Linked DNA regions of Homo sapiens: region 2 is linked to region 1. A link is a loop called in an ENCODE intact Hi-C map of the cell type or tissue named here. Cell type or tissue: heart right ventricle. All regions are shown on one strand.

What was found. Hi-C counts contacts between places; a loop is a spot of excess contacts. Peaks named below come from ENCODE experiments on the same cell type or tissue, not always from the same donor. Only the 100,000 strongest peaks of a DNase experiment are listed, where the experiment ranks them.
Region 2: a loop joins it to region 1, with 2.9 times the contacts of the local background. A loop is called at or near these places in 30 of 110 quality-filtered maps.

Annotation. Positions count from the first base shown.
Region 1 is chr12:124,450,253-124,458,252 of GRCh38, forward strand. NCOR2 (nuclear receptor corepressor 2) reads right to left here. Exons shown (of 49, transcript NM_006312.6): 8 at 6,854-6,910. Among named protein-coding and RNA genes, the nearest start is that of NCOR2, 110 kb to the right of the region's middle. RefSeq lists enhancers at 2,710-3,548, 2,948-3,007 and silencers at 6,615-6,744, 6,775-6,834. In heart right ventricle, a CTCF peak has its summit at 3,289 (motif pointing right); DNase peaks (open chromatin) are centred at 3,399, 3,799, 7,389, 7,869 and 1 weaker place; H3K4me3 peaks cover 2,815 bases; H3K27ac peaks cover 5,235 bases.
Region 2 is chr12:124,557,860-124,565,859 of GRCh38, forward strand. All of the region lies in intron 1 of NCOR2 (nuclear receptor corepressor 2), which reads right to left. Among named protein-coding and RNA genes, the nearest start is that of NCOR2, 5.8 kb to the right of the region's middle. RefSeq lists an enhancer at 116-875 and a silencer at 2,704-2,998. In heart right ventricle, no CTCF peak of the experiment used is centred here; no DNase peak of the experiment used is centred here; H3K4me3 peaks cover 587 bases; H3K27ac peaks cover 1,663 bases.

The DNA of each region.
Region 1 (8,000 bases):
GCGTCCCAACGCTGCAAGATACCACTCCACCCCCACTGACCAGCAAAAGACAAAAACGTTGAATGCCAAGTGTTGGTGAGGTCTGGGGTGACAGGAAGGCTGGCACATAGCTGGTGGGAGCATGGTGTATGGGCACACATCCCCCAGAGAGACAACAGCCACTACCTGGTAACGAACACCGACGCCCCCGCTTCCGACCCCCATGCTCCTGCAGTTGCCTACTGTGCTCCACCAGGAGACGGGCGCTAGGATGTTCCTAACGCACTGCTCACAGCGGCCAGTGAGAAGCAAGCTAGCCGTCCACCACCAGAAGAGCAGCTAAGGAGACCAGGACTCGGTTACACCACAAATCCCACACAGCAGTGAGAAAGGGAGGCAGGGCCCACATGTAGCAAGCACAGGGCTTCAAAGAGCGTACCAGGAGACGCAGAAAGCACGGCAGCATCTGTGATGGTGCAGGGACCAAGCCAGCTGCCACGTGTCCCCTCCCAGATGGAAGAACCTTGCTTAGCAACCAAGGGCACAGCCTAGGTTCAAGTCCCGGTTCTGATACTTTCTAGCTGGGTCTCCCTGGGAAGTTACTTATTCCATCTGTGCCTCCATTTCTCCTCATCTATAAAATGGGGTTAAACTCATAGGATTTTGTGAAGATCAAACGAGACAGTGCATGCTAAGCTCTCAGGCTGGTACCTGCAGGCTGAAGTGCCCAGAGGTGCCAGTCACATTGCCGCCATCAGGGAGCAGTGGCTGTGCTAATGGCACCCACCTTTCACGCCTCCCTGTAACCACCCATGACCTTGCTGTGGCCAGTGGAATTGCTGCACACTTAGCAAAAGCAGAGGCTTGAAGATGCGAGTTCGCATTTCTGCTGTTTCTGTCAAGAGAATGAGCCTAGCCTGGCCTGCAGGAAGCGGGCAGAGAGGCAAGGAGCAGCGTGGTGCAACCCAGCCTGGGCTGATCTACAACGCCGGCCCCCCGACTCCCTCGCTGGCCACGGAGGTGCAAGAGCTGAGCCCACACCAGCAGAAATGCTCAGCTGCCTTCCAGACAGGTGAGAAACAGTGAACAGTTGCTGCTTCAAGCCTCTAAATGTGGGGCTGCTTTGTTCCCCAGCAGTAGCCATGTAACCATACCGGGTAACTGATACAATCATCCCCCACTGTACAGAAAGAAAAATTGAGTCCTTAAGAGGTTACAACATTTGCCCACAGCTGGTAAGAGATGAGCCTGAATGACAGCCCGCCTCTCAGCCCCAGCGCTGGAGGAAGGAGTCTGCTCCCCTCTCTGCCTGAGTCTCTGTGTGTGTGTGTGTATGTCTTTCTGTCTGTCTGTCTCCCTCTCTTCCTGTCCCTCTCCCTCTCACACACCCATGCACACAGCAGGAGCCTCCCAGGGTGGCCATGGGTGACTATGGTGGGAAGATCAGGTACAGAGTGTGAGTGATCAGATGGAACAGGGAAGGATGGAGACGTGGAGTCCTGCAGCCTCAGGGCAGGGCTGCAGCGACAGAAGGGACACACAAGTCTCTTCCCTGGGGATAGAGCTGAACACACCTCCTGATGACGCCGGCAGAGTGGGCCACCCAGACCCCCGCCCACCCATCCCCAGGGAAGGGCCTCTGCAGCTCTACAGAGCCTCACAGACAGTCTCGGCTGGTGACAATGTCGCCTTTCCCCCTGTAGCCCCAGATCCCCTCCTAGAGAATTCACCACTGGGCTCGGGCAATTCCAGGCTCCTGCTCAGCTACTCTCCTGGGGACAGAGATGTCATCCTGCAGCTGCCATGGGCCATTTCTCCCCGTGCCGGGTCAGGCTCCCCTCCCAAGGTTCTCAGCCCTGAACAGAGGGCAGTTTCCCCACCCTGACCCTGGAAGTTTGAACAAGAGGGAGAAGTGGGCAGAGGAACAAGAGAGCCCACGGTCAGACTCACTGCAGAACTTCCCAGTGGAGGGAAGGGGTGCAGTGCAGCATCCCTGCAGAGGGTGCGAATCCTCGTCTCAGGAATGGCAAGGGGCCCTGTGAAGATGCCCATGCTGTAACCCGGGCAACCACACTGGCTCCTTTATGTTCCCCACATGCCAATCAAATGCAGGCCAGGTGCAAGCGGACATCACTTAAAGGTTCGGGTTTTGGAAACAGATAGGCCCCAATTTAAATGGTGCCTCCTCCCTCACTAGCTGTGAGCTTGGACAAGTGCCCTCAACACTCCAGCCTCGGTTTCCTCATCTGGAATATGGGTGTAGGTCAAAGAGGACCTACTTCACGGAAATTTTGGATAGCCCAGAAAATTTCAGACTTGGTGAAATTTGGTGTTTGTCTTGTTTTGGTTTTAAAGATAGCAAACAGCCGAAGGGGGCCAGAAAGGGGCTGGAAGCCCACAGCACGCAGCCCTGGGAGGGCGAGGTGGGCAGAGGGGACAGTGCTTCTGCGGCACAGGGCGGGTGCAGAAATGCAGGACCGGCTCCCGGGGGCAGCAAGAGCCCGGTCAGCCTCCAACCCACCAAAGCCACAGGGGAGGAAGGCCACTTCCACTTGGTGGCCTCCTCCCCTGCCCTGTAGATAGGGACACAGCCCCTGCTTCTCAAGGCGGCCATCGGTGAGGGGCCCACAAGGCGAAGGCCCCGAAGGACTGAGGATACTGTGGGGTGCTGCGGCCTCTAAACAGGAACTGCCCCCCTGGGAGGCACTCACCAGCCACTCCCCGAGGCCCCTGAACCCCAGGAGCCCAGGGGAGGCTCTGGGCCCAGAGCTGCCTGGAATGCCGTGCACCGCCATGGCAACAGGCTGAGGACAGCCATCTTGGAAAGCCCAGAAGGGAGTGGGGGGAGGGAGGGACAGTGACATGTCCTGGCAGGTGCATTGCTGAGGGGACGCAGGGCCCGAGGGGACTCCCCAACATCCCCCTCATCCTCTGCAGAGAGGGCTGCACAAAGGCCTGGCGGCTCCCAGCCCAGGCTAGCCGGGGTCCCCACATGGGGCCATGAGGCACCTCCACAGCCACACAGGCTGGGGGGCATGGCTGGCCCCTGTCCCTCACCCCCAGGCCTTATCCTCCCGGGAGAAATGACCCCTGGGGGGACTCACGCCAGTGAGGGAATCGAGGCCTAGATGCGTGTGGAGCCTGGGGTGGTAGGGGCGGCACCCAGGAGGCCCCAAGGTCCAGCTCTCTCTTGCTCAGCCTCCGTCTCCTCTAAAATCAGAGGCACAGCCACTCAGAGGGCAGAAAGAGGGCAAAGGGGAGCAGGTGCCAGACGCAGGGCGCAGGCAGAGATGAGGCATGGTGGTGACTAAGAAAGCCAGCAGGGGCCAGGGAGGAGGCGGCCCCCCTCGGGCTTTGAGCCAGCCAGCAGGGCCACCAGGAAGAGCCAGAGTCCCAGGCGGCCTGAGCTGGCAATAAATGAAGTGACAGCCCCAGCCCTCAACCCGCTGGTGACACCAGCTTCTTAAAATAACGCCTTGGAACAGGAAGGAAGCAATGACTCAAAGCGGCAGAGAGGTCGGGGCTGCTGGGCACGCCCTCCACCACTGCGCCCGCTCCCAGCCTGGTCCAGTCCCCACAGCTGGGCTGGAGGGGCCGTGCCCCACCATCTCAGTGCCCCCGACCCCTGGTTAGCACCTCTGGTGCTATTTTCATCCTTTCCAATGCAAATTCCTCCAGGAAGGCCACAGGGATCCGTCCCTGCCGAGGGGAGGGGCGTTGGAACTGCAGCTTCTGATGGAAGACACCCTGGGAACTGGACTCTGTGACCCACAGCACCTCAGGCCGTCCCTGGCCCGGGCTTCTGGCACCCAGTTGGTAGACAGGACCCTGCAGAGGGTGCACCATGCAGCTGCCTCTGCTTGGAGGATGCCTGTGGCCACTCGGGCCTGGCAGATCTGTGCAGAACTGGCCGGCCGCTCTCCCAGGGGCTCAGCACACCTCCACGCCTCATCTCTTGCTGTGTGGCCCGGCACAAGGCACTCCTCTCACTGAGCCTCATCCAGAAAATGGGACGGCAACAGCTCTGTGAGGCGTCCTCCCTGTCCCCACTGACTGGCACCAAGCCAGGGGCCTTCAAGAGTCCAAACACTAGATCTTAGCCTCCTGTGCCATCAGCCTTGTGGAAGCCTCTGCTCTGAGATCCCCAAGTGGAAGACAACCCCGTCCCCTTGTCTCCAAAGAACCAGAGAAGACTCACTGTGGGGTCCCTGGTTCCAAAGCTTCTGACACCAGCAGCTGCCCACCCCCATCTGCCCACAGACTCCCACGGACAGGGGCTTCCTCGCCTGTGTTCCTCGGGCCCTAAGACACAGGCCCTTTCCCCCAGGAGGCCCCCGGGGACCAATCAGGAAACGGGAGCGGGAGGACCCGGAAATCTGGAAATGCTTGGGAACTTCATCCAACCCTGCCATCCCTATTTGGCAGAAAAGGAGAAACCGAGGCAAGAGGCAGCTTACTGGTGGAGATGTAAAATGGTACGGCCACTTTTCGGCCACTTTGGAAAACAGTTGGGCAGTTCCTCAAGGGGCTAAACAGGGTTAACAGAGGATCTAGCAATTCCACGCCTAGGTACACACCCAGGAGAAATGAAGACGTACGTTCACATGGAAACGGCACACTAATGTTCACAGCAACTTTATTCACAATACCCCAAATATGCAAACAATCTCACGTCCACCGACTGATGAGTGGGTAAACAACACGTGACCTACCCCTACAGTGAAATATGATTCAGCCACAAAAAGGAACGAAGGACCGACCCACGCTCGACACGGATGAACCTCGAAAACATGATGCTGAGTGAGAGAAACCAGACACAAAGGACCACATATTGCAAGATTCCATTTATAGGAAATGTCCAGAATAGGCAAATCCATAGAGACAGAAGGGTTTCTTTTTGAGATGATGGAATGTTCTAAAATTGACCGTGGTGACAGTTGCACACATCTGTGAATACACTAAAACCCACTGAACTGGACACTTTGAGTGAATGGCATGCGTGTGAATTGTACCTCAATAAAGCTGTTTACAAAACAAAAAAACAAGCAAGCAGCAGCTGCTGCTGCTGAAAACTTCCCCAGATATCACTTCCACTGAGAGAAGCACGACCCTAGGCCAGAGCTCACCACCCAGATCGCCCAGGCCCGAGGATGTGCCTGGAGGGGGCAGAGCCCTGAAGGGGTGGGGGAGCCCAGCGAGGTTCCTGAGTCCAGCCAGGTGGGCAGCTGGGCCCTGCTTCTGAGCTGGAGGAGCCCTTGCCATCTCCTCCCTGCTTCTGCCTTCTGAGTGGGCCTGGGAGCCCGGGGCTTGTAGTTCCTGAGTGGCCTCAAAAGACGGACCCCGGGCTTTGGGGAGCTCTCACTGCAAAACTGAGCAGCCTGCAGAAACTTCAGGGGGAGCAGCTCATCACCAAATTGTTCACAACTACTGAGCGCTTCGTAGGGACCAGGAGCTGCACTAGGTGAGCCTTTAACAGGCAGCACTGCCTTTAACCCTGGGAAGACCCTGGAAGGAGGCCCTAGAGCCTCCGCCTGTCCCAGATGAGAGAGCACTGTGGTACTGGGAGGTCAGCCCCTTTCCTAAGGCCACTTGGCAAACATGCAGTGGAGCTGAGTTTAGATTGAGGCTCTGAAGGTGTCAGACTTCTGTTTCGTTTTTTTATGAGGCAGGGTCTCACTCTACTGCCCAGGCTGGAGTGCAGTGGTGTGATCATAGCTCACCGCAGCCTTGAACTCCAGGGCTCAAGCGATCCTCCTGCCTCAGCCTCCCAAGTAGCTGGGACGAAAGGCGTGCATCACCACACCTGGTGAATTTTTTAATTTTTTGCAGAGACAAGGTCTTGCTATCTTGCCCAGGCTGATCTCAAATTCCTGGCTTCATGCAATCCTCCTGCCTTGGCCTCCCATAGCACTGGGATTACAGGTATGAGCCACTACACATGGCGAAGGCATAAGCCTTTATCTGCACCCTGGGCGCACTCACACGCACACCCTAGCCCACCATGCACACAGAGACTCTCCCTCATCCGGCACACATGTGGGTAGCATATACCTTCAGTGCCCACCACGGCCATCCATGCTGACCAGCTCAGTGGGCACAGATGGCTGTGGGGCAGGCAGGGGCTGCGGCCCATTCTCTGGGGGCTAGGGCTTCTGCATCCACCCATCCTCAGCCCAGGGACTCCAGGAGGCCTGGGGCCTGCTTTCCAGCTCTGCTGCTGACATGGCATCTTTCCGCAGCAAAAGGACACTAGTGACAGCCATCATCGCCATCATCGCCATCATCATCATCATCATCATCATAGCTAATGCCCAGCACTTACTGTTTACAAGGCAGGCGCGGCACCCGATGTTGGAAAAATATTAACACAGCTCCTCCTCACTGTAATCCAGTGGAATAGGTGCTGTTAGGATTCCCATTTTACAGATGAGGAAACTGAAGCACAGGGAGGGTAACAGACCCGCTCAGGGTCACACCGCCATGAAGCGGTGCACCTGGGAGTGGACCGAGATTGTGTGACCCAGAGAACCGGCTCTCCGCGCTCAGCTGGAGCAAGCGCACCGGCCTACGGATGTGTGACTCTCCTCACAGCCCGAGCGGCCGGGCTTCACGGTATGCACAGGAGTGCGCAGGTGGCCCCGGAGGCGCTCGCTGCCAAGACTCCCCACCCCCACCCAGCCCAGCCAGGCCCGCCCACCCGCTATCTGCCGTCCTCTCATCAGGAAGGTGGGTTTCCTGCTTCCTCCGCGGACGCCGCCTGGGCAGCGCTTGGTAATAGATGACTTCCTCCTCCGCCGCACCCTCCCGCCTCCCTGCCCACCTCTCCAGCCACCCCCGCCCTCCCCTGAGCCCCTGACCCTGTACCCCAGCTCACCAGCTCCACCTGGGGCCCCAGGCCTTCCAGAATCCGATGTGCAGCTTCAGCCTTCTTCTGCAGGGTGATGGCGAAGAGGAGGAATTTTTTTAAAAAACAAAAAAACACAGATTATAAATAGAGGCTTCCCGGAGCAGCGGGCACCTGCCCAGCCCAGTCCAGCATGCTGATCCTCAGCACGGGGGAGGGAGGCCCGGGGCCCCCTGCAGGCCCTCCCCACGCTGGAAAAAAACACAGAGGAGCCTCAATACCCCCACAGCGGCCCCAGCAAGCCAGCCAAGTTTCGATTTTAGCAAATGCGCCGGGTCCACTGAAGCCTGCTCCCCGGCAGGCGCGCAGGCCTCGCTCCCCCAGGGCCCAGCGACGTGGGCACCGCTCCCCACCAGCCCAGCCGACACTGCCAGCCCTGAGATGCCTTCCCTCACCCTGGAAGCTGGTTGGGTTGTCTACAATTACCTCAGAGCTAGTGCAGCCAGCGAGGGAAGGAGGAGGAGGAGGAGGAGGGAGGGTGAGATAGAGGCGCTCGGAGATACCCTTTCTAGGATTCTTGTGTTTCACAATCATGTGATTATTTCTGGGCTGCCCCGGGGCCTCCCCGCCTCCTCCCCACTCACAACTGGGGACTTATTAGGAAAACAGGAACATGTGGCGCAGGGCTCGGTGGCCGCTCCATCAATAGGCTGGACCTCCGGGCCCCCACCCCGGCCCTCGGTGTGAAGGCAGACATTGTGCCTCGGCCAGGCCCACCAGCCCGCAGCCTGGGACCACCAGGGTCCACTCACAGGAGGCCTGGAGGGCAGCCCAGGCCAGCCGGGTACAGGGAGGTGGGGGGCGGAGGGGCTCCTGAAGGTGGCTTCATGGGGGCTGTGGCGGAGGGCAGGGGCAGAATTTGCGTGGGTTTGGGTGCCCCCTGCACCAGGCTAAACTGCGTGTGTGCTGGCAAATGGGTGTTCACAGGCTGGCACGCGGGCGAGCCCCTGCTGTGACTCAGCTGCATTGGGGCAGCCACTCAGTATTTGGCAAGGACTAGGCGGACAGGCCGCAGAAGTCACCATCACCATACTGAAACTGTCCCCAGTGACCCCAAACCAGATTGGCCAAAAGGAGGTGACCCCAAGCCCTGGGAAATGTGGCTGCCAACAAAAAT
Region 2 (8,000 bases), 110 kb after region 1:
ACCTGGCCAAGCCCCCAGGACCCAGGAAAGGCCCCCTGACTCCTGCCAGGCTCCAGAGGGCGACATCCCCTGCAGGCCCCCATGCTGACAGGCCTGGCCCAGCCTAGGGAAAAGCCCAGGCCAGGGCCTGGAGCTGCATCCGGCCCCAACCCCACCCGGCAGGCTCTCCTCTTTAGCTTCAGGAGCAGGGCTGGCACCAGGCAGGTTCCCATGGTCACCGAGACACTATAGCCACACTGGGGCCCATGCTCCCTGATGGTCTCAGCAGGTACCGCAGAGTTCAATGTGAGGACAAACAGAGTCCTTCGAGGCCCTCCCCTGTGGGTCTGGGCCTCTGGGACTAACGACTTCAGAGCATCCCCAGACAGATCCCCTGGGTCACAAAGAAAAATCAACTCTCCCACCCACCCCCCCTCCAGACCTGGCCCAAGGTCTCCCCAGCCCCACCACAGAATTGTGGGGAGCGAGCCAAGGGGAGGCCACAGGTGGGCAGATGGGGGGCGTGCAGGCCTCCTTGGCTGTAAGAAGGATTCTGATTTTTGTTCAAGAAATGGTGGGAAGCCCTGCAGGCTGATGAGGTCAAGTCACTCTAGCTGCTGTGGCTCCACTGGGCTGCCTGCAGAGAGGGGACTGTGGGTACAGGATGACAGCCAGAGAGCAGGCAGGAGGCGGCTGCAGTCCCAGGTGGGCCATCGAGAGGTGGCTGGGACCACGTCTCTCACTCCAGAAGGACGCCCAGAACAGGGGCCTGGGGGATGCGGGGGTCAATGATCCACTTTTGCATAGGTGGGATCCGAGGTCCCTTTGGGACATCCCTGAGCAATGGCAAGGAGACTGCTGGGTCCACCTCCCTGACCCTGGGGTCAGTGCCGTGGGCCCACGAGTCACAGTCAGGAGGGAGAGGGGCTACGACACGGTCTGCAGGGACAATTGCACCCCAACGGGCCCCTGAATGCCCTTCACTTCACAGCCTGTGAGCCACGTGTCACTCATCACCCCATTTCACCGCCAGGGAAACTGAGGAACTCCGCGTGGAGCCTTTATTATTGCCCAAGGCCATGTCACTCAGACCTGTGGGTCCCCCCAGATCCACTCATCAGCCCTAAAATGCAAATATAGGCCACGGAAAACCAAGTGAACCCTGGGAGACAAGAGGCGGAGAGGGCCTCCGGACCCCAGAAAAGACTGACCCCCAGGAGCCACCCGGCCTGCAGGCACATACGCACAGACACATGCAGGCCAGTGGTGACTGGTCACCCGGGTCTGGTCCAATTCCACCTCCAACAGCCCACCCTTTGACTTACCTTTCCCCCCACTTCCTTTCCAGATGCAAAGAAAGGCCAGCAGGAGAAGCAGGGGACCTGAAGCATCAGCCACAAGTCCAGGTTGGAACCAGATGGCCCAGAGGTCCCTTGGCTTCAGACGCACTTGCAATATTGCCTCCAAAACAATCCCGAGGTCTCCGGGTACCACAGTGCTGAGCCCCCCACCTCCAGGGCATTCCCTCAGGCCAAGCAGTTCTCGAGGGCCCCATCCGGTTCTCAAATGGGACATCTTTCACCATCCAAGTCACTCACCGTCATCTTCCCAAGTCGGACCCCAAAACCGTGCTCAGTTCTCACCCAGGGTCTGACCTTGGTTAAGACACTCCACAGGGCCAGCCTCTGGTTTCCTCCTATGGAATGCTGGTGCAGGGGATGGTGCATGAAAGCATCTTGCAACAAGTGTTTTCCTTTGCTCGGCTCCTGCCTGATCCATTCTGCCCCTCAAGAACTGAGACAACTCTCAGGAATGTGTAAGGTAAGATAAAAATCAGAGAGCAAGCTCAGGGCAAAGGGAAAAAAAATGAGAGACAAACAAATCCAAAATCAGGATGAAGTAGATAAAGCCAAAACATAAACCAGTGATTGCAGAAAGCAGGCTGCAAAATTTGGCTCTGAGCTTCCTAGTAGCCAAAGCAAAGAGGGAAACAAGATGGATTACGGCTTTGGAAAATTGTGAAAACGACGCAGTGCCACAGAGTAGGTGCTACAGCAACTATATACCACTCTAAAGTCACCAATTAAGAGGCCAAAAAATTGTGCCAAAAATCAGGCCAAGTGCTTGCTGCCTTAACCATCCCCTCTTTCCTACTGCATTCTACAACAGCAAATTATAACCATGAGCATCAGCGTAACTCAGCAAGAACAGGAGCCCAGGCTAGAAGGAGGGGTTTTAGGGCCTACCTGGAATGACCTTCAAACTCACACCCCTCTCTGGGCCACAGTTTCCTCAACAGGGAAACCGTGCAAGGCTACACTGAGGTTCAAAACAGTGAGGTAGTATATTAGGGATCGGCAAATATCTTCTGCAAAGGGCCAGAGAGTAAATATTTTAGGTTCTGTAGGCCTTCCAGCCTCTGTCACAACTACTCAACTTTGCAAACGCTGTACCCAAAAGCAGCCACAGACAACATGTAAATGAGTGAGCGTGGCTGCATTCCAACAAAACTTTATTTATGGACACCGAAATTTGCATTTCATATGATTTCACATGTCATAAAATATTATTCTTCTTTCGATTTTTTTCAACCATTAAAAAATGGAGAAACCATTCTCAGCTTGTGCACCATACAGAAACAGGTGGTGGGCTGGCCGGATTTGGCCCAAGGGCCATAGTTTGCCAACTCTTGCTTTCTACGTTCCACAATCGGCTCCGAAACATATTATCACGTAGGATGTGACTATGACGGCGAAAATCAAACCTGAATATATGGCGTGATACCACTTGCATGTTTGTTTTTAAAGGGAACGCACACATACAGTCCATTTAAGGCCGACATATGCCAAGAGCATCTCGGAGGAAACTCAGGCGCGGGAAGCTGTGACTGCCTCGGGGAACAGAAACTGGGAGGCCAGGAACCGAGGGAGACTTTTACGCAATGTGTTAATTTTCTTTTTTACAAGTCAATGCATTTTCTTTCATTTAAAAAATAAGCTTTTATAAAGCCCAAAGCAACTGGCAGAGTTTTGAATGCATTACTTTTTGTTTTTCTACATTCTCCCCAAGAAGTATAAAAAGCAACATTATCCCCAAAAATGTTCATCAAAGAAGTCCATGATGTATTAAGTCATATCATAACAAAATAAGTATGATCCCACTTAGAGAAAGCAGATAGGTGTCTTTTGCAGGTATCTGCTTGTGCAGACAGATACCAGCAAGGGTGCTAACCTAGGATTCCTCCGGGTCCGGCTGGGTCAGCCCCCATGAACCTGCACAAAGGTTTTTCCACATGAGCTCAGCCCCAGGAGGTAAGAACTGCCCACACTTCGCAGGGACCTGGAGCTGTCTCCTGCTCCAGGAGAAGTGACAGCTAAGGAAGGATGTGGGAAGACGGCTCCGTATAGTAGGAGTCACTATGGCTGCACTGCCCCGTAGGGTCAGTGGCCACCAGCCACAAGTGGCTACTCAAATTTATTAAAAGTAAAAACTAAAATTTCATCCCCCGGTTGTGGCACTGGCCTCACTTCAAGCCGTGACTGCCTTGGGGAACAGAAACCAGGAGGGCCAGAATGGAAGGAGACTCCCCCAACAGCTTTGGGCAGTTTTAATACCCAATGCCCCACGTGGCTGTTAGTTATGGTACTGGCATATCTAGAACATTCTCACCAATGCAGAAAGTTCTATTGGACAGCGCTACCCCAGAGGCCGGTGGGAGAGGAAGTGGGGGAAGAAAGAGTGAGATGTGGGAAGAGGAGGGAGACAGACGGCAGGGAGAACGGACCAGCCCAGAGGGCACACCAGGCTAGGTTTGGGAAAAAGGACCACTGAAAGGGGAAGACCCTCCAGGATGGCACCACGCAGAGAAAACACGCATGAAAAGGGAAAAAAATCAGGCCAGACGCAGTGGCTCACGCCTAGAATCACAGTGCTTTGGGAGGCTGAGGCGGGAGGATCACTTGAGCCCAGGAGTTCAAGAGCAGCCTGGGCAACATAGAGAGACTCCATCTCTACAAAAAATTTTAAAATTAGCCAGTCATGGTGGTGTACACCTGTCGTCTCAGCTATTTGGGAGGCTGAGGCGGGAGGTTAATTTGAGCCCAGGAGTTCATGGCTGTAATGAGCTGTGATGGTACCACTGCACTCCAGCCTTGGTGACAGAGCAAGACCCTACCTCAGAAAAAAAGTTGGGGTGCAGGTGGGGCATTGGGGAAGGAATCAGATACCAAGAGCCCAGGCCCTGCTCCGAAACACAGAATATGACTTCATCACCCAACCCTGTGCCCTCGGGTTAAGTAGCCATTAGCCACAGCCACAGGTGGCTGTTTAAATTTAAGTAAATTAAAATTAAATAAAATGACCAGTTCAGCTGCTCAGTGGCAGGGACCCACTTTTCAAGTGCTCCCGAGTGACAGGCACCTAGTGGCTAAAGCACGGGACAGCGCAGCCGTATCATCTCCCATCACCGCAGGAGTTCCCAGACAGCCCGTCTCAGGCTACCCTCTAAGGCGGGCATTATTTTCTTTCCCTCCCTTTTAAGAATCAAGAAACCAAGGCCAGAAGGTCAGAGGCTTCACTCAAGTTCTTAACAAATGGAAGCACGATTCAAACCCTGCTCCTTTTTTCAGAGACCAGGAGCAGAGGGGAAGCTCAGCCCTCCCCCAGGGGGCCTCCCCCACCCCGTCCTCCCCACAGCCTTCGCCCACTCTCCGGGCTGCCCATGACCTCCAAGCACTCCAAGTGCCTGACAGACACTAAGTGATTAAAGACTAATGGAAAACCTCAACCGTCAAGGGCAGAGGCAGGGAGCTGAGCACATTTGTGAAACACCAACGACCAACGGGAAAGGAGCCCACCGTCTCCAAAGGGCAACAAGCCGAAGCCTGGGGCTCTGGAAAAGAGACAGGTCCATCAGAGGATCTTTCCCAGCAGCTTTTAAGAGGGAGGAATGGTTGATATCCGAGCAGCCTGTAGGTGAGGACCCGGGTTTACACAAGGAATTCTATAGTGAAGTCTTTGCTCTCCAACAGGATAAGCCAAAATGGAAACTGCAGCTCCTGTGTGTCCTGCGACACACAGGAGCTCATTATATCTCACAACCATAAAGTCAGAAGCAGCAGCAGCACCCCCATTTTAGAGATGAGCAAACTGAGGCTCACAATAGGTAAGTAACTCATTCACAGCTTGAAGCTGCAGAGCTGAACAGCAAACCCAATATTCATGCCCTTTGCCCCTAAAGGCTCTCCAATATGGCACAGGTGGCCGGCAATGTGCCCATTTTGCAGATGAGGGCACCCAAACCCTGAGAGCAAGGGGCACTCACCTGGGCCCACTGCTTGTAAATGGCCAAGCTGGAACTTCCAATGCTAAATCAGCGGCTCTCTTGGGGATGGCAGATGAAACACTCCGAGATTGTCCTCTAATATCTGGTTAGGACAATTCTTTCTAGATTTATAAACCAAAAGCTCCTTCCTCAAGGCTAGCTGGAGCCAAGTGGGCAGGGCAGTGTGGAAGTGTCCAGGCTCAGAAGCCTCACTCTGCTCCAAAATAGACATGATAATAACAATGATGCTAAGTTCATTCATCATAAGCACAGGTCCCTCCGCTGTGCAACCTCAGGCGAGCCTGGACCTGTGCCCTCATCTGTAAAATGGGAATGAAGCCGCCATCTGCCCCAGGGCCTCACTGAGCAGAAGCCCTCCGGCTACACAGTACCCGAGGGCAACGCGCCCAGCCTATGGGCACTCCAGGCCACAGAACTCTGCCGCTGCAGCTTTCTGGAGCACCATGCTAAATAATTCAAAACCATGTTTTCATTTCAAAACAAACACAGCAGTGTCGCCAAGGCGAATGCCAAATTTGCATGAATGTTTCAGATAAAATGAGACCTCAAAGAAATGCCAGGCCCTATCCTTCTCCCCAAACCCTGGGGAGAACGAGTTCTCAGTCTCCTGCCCCACCTGGGGCAAAGATCCGTAGGTGCTGCTCAAAGAAGAAACATCATTTCTTTCTTCATATCCTCTACGGCAGCTTTGCAAAGCAGGTCTGCAGTAAATTCCTGCTGCACTAACACGACCGTGAATAATCCCAGGTCTTAATTCGTAGTTCCACATCCAAGCTGTGTGACCTTGGGCAAGTTACTTAACCTCTCTGTGCCTCAAGTTCACCATCTATAAAATAAGATAATAAAAGCACCAACTCATAGAGGAGTTATGAAGAGTAAACAAGCAGATTTGCGTAGAGCACGGTTCCTGGCACACAGTAGGTGTTGGTTCTTATTACTAGCGTATGATCCACAGCCTTTTCCAACATGGAGGCTGAGAGTTCGCCGGATGGGTTGTAAAGTCAGTTCCCTGGCTCCAAGCTCCCTCAAAAGATGCCCAGCTGGCCTTTCCCAAGCATCACTTCCCTGGGGACCACACGCACCCACCTAGGGACACAGACCTTCTGTCACCCTTGGCCTGGGCCTAAAAAACCTGGCTCTCCCCAGGCAGCAGCTCAAGCTTGGGGCCCTCCTTGCCCCTCCCCTGGGCACCTCAGGCAGGAGTTACCAGCTCCCACCGGCAGTTCCCCAGTCTCAAAAGTGTCACCTGGGGAGGCTGCTGTTTAGCGTTTGAGATGTGAAGAGGAAACAGGGAAGGGAAAACACACACACACAAATAAAAGCTCTCAACCCCCGCCACCCCACCCCCACCCCCACCCCCGGCCCACGGTCAGAGGCAGCATTTGTGGGGCTTTTCAGTTCAGACAGCGGCAGGAGGAGGGGCTGAGAGCCTGTCTCCTCTGCCTTAAAATCTCCCTTCCCACAGACAGGACCCCAGGAGAACCCTCCGGCTGGGTTCTGCGTAGGTACCACCCCCGCCTCCCATCTCCGAGTGAAGCACCAACTTCTCCACCCACACTCTCAGATGGGGGTTGGGAACACAGAACTATGAATGCGCCCCCTCTCAGCCAGGGGGAAACGGGGCCAGGCAGCCTCCACATCCAGCATGAATGGCAGACGCTGGGGGCCAGGACTCCTGGGGCTAGCTTCCAACTCCCTCGGTGGGTGTCTGCGCTGCCAGCGCCCCCTGCCCCCCACCCCCAGGCCCCGAGAACAATCAAGCCGTCCCCAGCCCAGGGCTTCCATGCAGTAAATTCGTGTTTGCAGAGCTCTGGGAAATCTTTAGGAGGTGGCATGAGTATTATTAATTGGGGAAAAAGAACAGATTATGCCAAATAAATCCTTCCCACATAACCAAACCCTCTCCGAGAGGGGGAGGGGGAGAGCGCAGCCCCAGGAGGGGTCTCCATCCCTCACCAGGGCCTGACAGCCACATTACCATTTACATGGATTTATCAATAGTATTGATCCCCAGCAGCGTAAATAGCTCAGTGGGAAGAGGCCAGGGCTGGGGCCTGCTGCGCTCCCGCCCCCATGTCTGGGCACCGGCACCACAGACTCCCCCGGCACCCGCTGGCGGTGGCAGCAGTGAATTTCCAAGCAGGGACACGGCAGGCGGCTCAGGGAAGCCAGACAGAGCCCGGGATGCCCTGGCAGCCGCGCTGCCGACTCGCCAGTCACCGCTGGCTCCACCCCCCCTTCATTGCTCTGCTGGGCCTGACTCAGTCTTTGCATCTGTTCAATGGGCGGGGGCACCTGCCCTTCTCCATCCTCTCCGGACAAGCAGAGGGGAGTGGGAAAAGGCCCCCTCCCTCCCCCAGATCCCCCCACTGTCCACCCCCAGCCAAAGGTAAGGTGGCCCCTTTTCACAGGGCTTCCAGACCACGTTGGATTAAAGGCCCAATCTTAGAACCCAGGAATAATAATACCGACACAGTAGTCATAGTAACACATACAAGTACCAAGGGATTCTTATGGCCGGACGGTCAGCTCTCACAACCACTCTGTGAACTCAGTACCATTTTGACCCTCATTTTGCAGATGGGAAACCTGACAGGCACAGAGAAGTTAAGCATCTGTCCAGGGTCACACTGCCAGGAAAGTGGCAAAGGTCAGAGTCAAACCCCAGGAGCTGAGG